2 separate regions of the Homo sapiens genome follow, and region 1 is linked to region 2. Evidence: chromatin loops called from intact Hi-C (ENCODE). Cell type or tissue: MCF 10A. All regions are shown on one strand. Links, peaks and the distances in the headings refer to the core of each region. The heading gives the core; the rest is flanking DNA.

Evidence for each region. Hi-C counts contacts between places; a loop is a spot of excess contacts. Peaks named below come from ENCODE experiments on the same cell type or tissue, not always from the same donor. Only the 100,000 strongest peaks of a DNase experiment are listed, where the experiment ranks them.
Region 1: a loop joins it to region 2, with 7 times the contacts of the local background. A loop is called at or near these places in 3 of 110 quality-filtered maps.

What each region holds. Positions count from the first base shown.
Region 1 is chr6:152,951,983-152,954,910 of GRCh38, forward strand. No RefSeq gene overlaps it. Among named protein-coding and RNA genes, the nearest start is that of FBXO5, 30 kb to the right of the region's middle. In MCF 10A, for the core only: a CTCF peak has its summit at 1,354 (motif pointing left); no DNase peak of the experiment used is centred there.
Region 2 is chr6:153,311,374-153,314,301 of GRCh38, forward strand. The region is part of intron 5 of LOC105378066 (a long non-coding RNA gene); the gene reads right to left. Among named protein-coding and RNA genes, the nearest start is that of RGS17, 180 kb to the left of the region's middle. In MCF 10A, for the core only: a CTCF peak has its summit at 1,420 (motif pointing left); a DNase peak (open chromatin) is centred at 1,458.

The DNA.
Region 1 (2,928 bases), core at 315-2,814, 360 kb before region 2:
TATAAGCCTTAGAAACCAAAACAAATGAGGCATTAGCAAAGTAAAACTTTGCAAACCTAGACTTACAGATTCTTGAGAGACTTCAAAGCTCAGGATGAAGGGAAAAGTTTACTTCTGAGGAAAGTGAGTAGAGAAGGCATTTGAAAAGGTCACAGCAGGTTCTAATGCAGAGGCAAAGCCAAGTTTAATGGCACTCCATTCACACTCAGAGAAGATGTCTACCTGAATCTATCTAGTCATCCTTTCATTCATTGATTCATTCCAGAAATATTTACTGACCACTTTCTAGGTGACCTTTGTTGATAACAGTAGTTTCCTGTCAGTTTAAGGGCAGAAGCCAAATGAGTCAGTCACTGCAAAACCACGAGGGGTAGGAGTTTGGAAGGATACTATTACAGTCAATTCAAATGAAATCTGTTCCTTCTTTTATTTAGGAAATGCCCTCCAATCTCCATATCTATAACTTGACTTGTCTTTTAAAATTATGAGAGATCTGGGTATTAGGTTACTATTAGGTTACTATACCATGACATATTTAGGTTTCGGTGCCAGGAAAGACTCCTCTGGTACTTATTTATTGTGTGGTCTTAGACCAACACAGTCCAATAGAAACATAAAGAAGTGGGTCATATATAATTCAAAATTTTCCTGTAGTCCCAGCACTTTGGGAGGCAGAGTTGGGCAGATCACCTGAGGTCAGGAGTTTGAAACCAGCCAGGTCAACATGGTGAAACCCCAGGAGAATTGCTTGAACCCAGGAGGTGGAGGCTGCAATGAGCCGAGATCACGCCATCGCACTCCAGCCTGGGCGGCAGAGTGAAACTCTGTCTCAAAAAGAAAATTCTAATTGCCACACACAAAAAAAGTAAAAATAAACAAGTACAATTAATGCTCATAGTATTTTTTTTACTCCACTATATCCAACATATCGTTATTTCAACATGTAGTCGATTTAAAATTACTGAGATTTTGCTTTTCTTCATTCCCTGTGTGCAGTATGTAGTGTTTATTTTACACTTACAGCACATCTCAGTTTGGCTTTGAAAGAGCCACATTTCAAGTGTGTGGTAGCCACATGTTGCTACCGCATTGCATAGTGCAGATCTAGACTTTAAATATAAGCAGTGGATAAAAATGTCGAAGAGAAACAAGATTTGTGTCTTTCGTACTCAAGACCAAAAAATAAATTGTTTATATCTTCCTATCCTAGCTTAACACTTCATGCAGACTTCATTTTATATTCTGACAACGTACATTGAATAGAATAGCAGTAATATTGTTTCATCCCTTTTTACAGTCAACTTCACATGAATAGACAAATTCAAAAGTATGATGTTATAACAGCACCATCTTGTGGCGTTGCATTTACATTGCTGAAGCAGAATTGGGGAAAAAGAGAATAATGCCAAACAGTCAAGATAGAATTAGGAGTTTAAGAAATTAGTAGAGGTACTATCATTTTTCTTTCTCTTATATGCAGTCTTTTTTTTTTTTGGTGGGGGGGCAGAGTTTCACTCTTGTTGCCCAGGCTGGAGTGCAGTGGCACGATCTCGGCTCACCACAACCTCCACCTCCCGGGTTCAAGCGGATCTCCTGCCTCAGCCTCCCGAGTAGCTGGGATTACAGGCATGTGCCACTATGCCCAGCTAATTTTCTGTTTTTAGTAGAGACGGGGTTTCTCCATGTTGGTCAGTCTGGTCTCGAACTCCTGACCTCAGGTGATCCACCCACCTCAGCCTCCCAAAGTGCTGGGATTACAGGCGTGAGCCACCGCACCAGACCTTATACGCAGTCTTTATGGCAGGTCTTCAAGTTGTATATACTGGGTATGACACACTTTCTGGACATAGGACATGAAAATGCTAATTTCTGAATTCCAGATAACACTCTAACATGAGCGTTGGAGAATGGCAAGCAGGCTTCAGTGCTAATATGTTAATATGGTATTTGTTTCACTGAATTGTGTGAGACGAAAGCTGAGAACACCCACAAAACACCAGTGCATATGAACACACTGAGATTTTAACACTAAAATATAATCCCCGCCATTTATAAATACCAACTGAGCTACTACAGGGCTGCCAACCCTAAACATTCCTCATTAGAATAAAGGCTTCAATGAAGCTGTATCTGCCATTAAATAATCACTCAACCAATCTGAAATTCCAGTTGGTCCCATACTATGTTAGGATGGCCAGATATAACCATGTGAGAACATAGCCTGGTAAGTGGTTTGACCAGAAGTCACTCCAGAGCTGGCCTTCAAGTTCAGCCCATATTTGGCCAGGGTAAGCTTAAGGACCTTTCTGAGTCTTGTCATGTATTCTTGCCACAACGTAAGCCATCTAATGAATCTTTCAAAATAGACTTTATTTAATTCAATCTAGAAAACACATAGGTCTTCTCTGGATGCTGGAATACAAAAAAAGAAGTTTGAGTAAGCTTGAAGCTAGTAGAAGGACTTTCTGTAAAGAATGAATAATTTTTAAAAGTAGCATATATATCACAGGAACCATGAAAATACATCTAGACGTTATCCATTCTCCCTTATGTAACAAGCTCAAAATAGTCCATTTTTGTGATTAGACCAGTCTTAAACCTATTTTGGCCTGGGGAGAGTGAGCTCTTTTTTGAAGAACACTCTATACAGCCACAAGGTGGCTGTCATCCTGTACCTAAGCCAGTATCAATTCCACGTCAAACAATTACATGTCTCAGAGTCCTGGGGAAGACCTAGTCTTTTCAATATTAGTTACTATAGCAAATCAATAGATGTGAGACAGCTGCTCATCTTTCTCTTGCCCAATTCTCCTAGAAGGGTGGGCCCGCTCCTATTAGTTATTTATTCCTGCATAACAAGTTATTCCAAAACTTAGAAGCTTAAAACAACAAATGTTGGTTGGACACAGTGGCTCACACCTATAATCC
Region 2 (2,928 bases), core at 302-2,801:
ATATTCTACCCAAGGGCATGTGTTGAGGAAATGTCCTTATTATTCCTCCTTGCTGTTTTCAAACCATTCTCCTTCCCTCCTCCCTAAAATCCTCTGTCTTTGAATATCATCTCATTAGATTGTATCCTCAACATGATTATCATCTAAGAGGGTCCTTGTCTCATTCTCACTGATTCCTTGATGATCCACATTTTTATTCCCTGTCACTCTTTCTGACATTACTTCTGATTTTCTTCCTGTTGATTTTAAGATACACATGGATAATATTTCTAACACATTGGCCTTTTTCTTTCTAAGACTCCTCTGCTTCAGTAATGTTACCCTTCGCCCTCCCTCAGTCATAACTCTGGTGGTCGTATTCTAGGATTTTTCATTGTCAATAACTGCAACCCCTCCATAATTTCAGTTTTATACATTTCTTGCTGACTGCCTCCACTAACATTTCACCTGACTTCATCTGACACTTTAACAGTCTTTCAACCCTACCAGGACCTCCAATTCTTAGGTCCTCCCTCATTTTTATTCCCTAACATTCTATTTTTTTTTCTTTATTCATCTGAAATTCCATGGTCAATCACTGCAGTCACCCTTGACTCTCTCAATCCCATTCTTCTCCCTGGTTCTTGTCGGGTAAAATCTCAAAAATGACTATGTCAGACTTTCTGCCTATACCATGCCTGCCCCTATGAATGTAGCTGGAGTTAAATTCACAGCTTTATTATTCTCGTTTTAAATCAGAACCAAAAACTTCAACCTGTTTTTAAAACTGACCAGTCATCATACCATATGCTCAGGAATCATACTGTATTACTGTAGTATACTTCATGCATTCTCCCACTCTCCCAAAAGATATTTCACATTTTTTTCTCTGCCTTCTGAACTTCTAACGTCTCTTCCTCTATCTCTCCTCTCAGCTGATCACTGTACCTCCTACTTTCCTTTAAAATTTGAAGTACTGGAAGAAAATTGCTACACATTGTCATCTCCACATCTATCTGCAACCTATGTTAGTAATCCTATATTCTGTTTTAACCCATTCCACAGCTTTATTAAGCACCTCTGAATAAGCTAGGGCATAGAGACGCAAACATGAATCCAGCATGGTTCTTGCCTTCACAGAGTGCGTGGTCTCAATATCTGGTCCAGCAGCCTTCAGGGAAGGTAGAATTCAATTGTCTTTCCTCTGGGGAAAAGACAACTTTATTACCTCTGCCCTGTTATTTACTGAAGGTTTAGAACTAGCAAACTCCTCTTTCAACTTTTATCCACCTGACAGCAGAGTGGAGAATTAAACAGCACATAATTATTCAAATTAGCAAGTATTAAATTCAGCTTATAATAATAAAGAAAAAGAGCATGGCACTGCTGATTACTGCAAATGATTAAGACTTCTGAGTAAGCGATGAGTGCTTGTACTTAAGGGCCGGCTGGTCCCATGGTGATGGCACAGTGCCATCTGCTGGAGTGCCAGTCCTGGCTCAAAATGTGATCCAACCAGAGAACGTGCTTCAAGAGTTGTGTAATTGGACTGACAATTCTGTTTCTGAAATCATGTCTAATTACAAAACTACTCAAAGATTTAACCTTCCTCAAGTCAGAAAAGAGGTTCAATCTGAGAGAAGAGACACAGTGTCCTGATATGAATCATAATGAATGTATAATTTTGAGAGCTAAAAGGGACTTTTGAGATCAGCTGGACCAAACTATTCAATCATTTTATAGATGAGAAGAGTGGGGTCCAGATGTCACATATGACTTCTCAAAGGTGATATTATAAGCATGGGATGGTGCTGGATCTAGAACTCTTAAATCAGTTATCCTTCTTCCACATGTATATTTTGTTCCTTATTTTCTACACTCAGCCGGCTGTTTTCTGTTAGGTGCTATATTATGTATTATCTAAATTATATTTATATTTCTTAGTATTTATTTATTTATAATTTTTATTTTACTTTAAGTTCTGTGATACAGGTGCAGAACATGCAGGTTTGTTACATTGGTATACGTGTGCCATGGTGGTTTGCTGCACCCATCAACCCATCATCTAAGTTTTAAGCCCCACATGCATTAACTATTTGTCCTGATGTGCTCCCTCCCCTCCCCACCACTGACAGACCCCAGTGTGTATTGTTCCCCTCCCTGTGTCCATGTGTTCTCAAATAAGTATGTATATTAAAAACTTAACTTCTTTATAAATGGATACGAGAGGTGTTCTAATTCAATTTCAGTTTTCATTTTACTGATGACAGTTACCTAAGGAAACGTTCACATTTCCTGACTCCTAGCCAGTGCTCTTTCTCCTATTTCAGTGTTGTTTTAAAAGACTATCTCAAACACAGACATGGCTGGTTAATTACAAAACAAAATAAAACGAACAAAAAGCCAACTAAATTGCATACCTTGAATTTCTGACAGCTTATAATAGCATTATTTTTAGTTTTTAAATAAAAATTATTATAGTTCTGAAAAGCTGTGCTCTCTCACAAAAGCCAGAATATTATAAATTTAGTTCTCCATTAATGCCTGGAAAAATTACTTCTTGCTGGTGCCAAAACCATGCTATAGTGACATTAAATGACAAACAGATGTTTTTGTATTGTGTTGTTCAAGAACCATGTTAATGAGATGAATATACTTGGAAATTTGGAAATATGCAATCAGATATGTTTCTATCTTACTAGATCTTACTTGTAAATGGGTTTGTGGAAATAAATTCAGATGCTATTTGAAAAGATGTGTCTCATGAGGTAATAAATATTTCTCTAGTAGAAAAGCAATATGGAAGGAGAAAAAATACATTAAAGTAATGTTTTTCCCAGCCAATAATTTGTAAAACATATATTCTTATTATATACCTTTCATAGGCAAACAAATCTAATTTTAAAACTAGTGATATGAATTTGTTTATTGGACAAGTGTTATTTAATT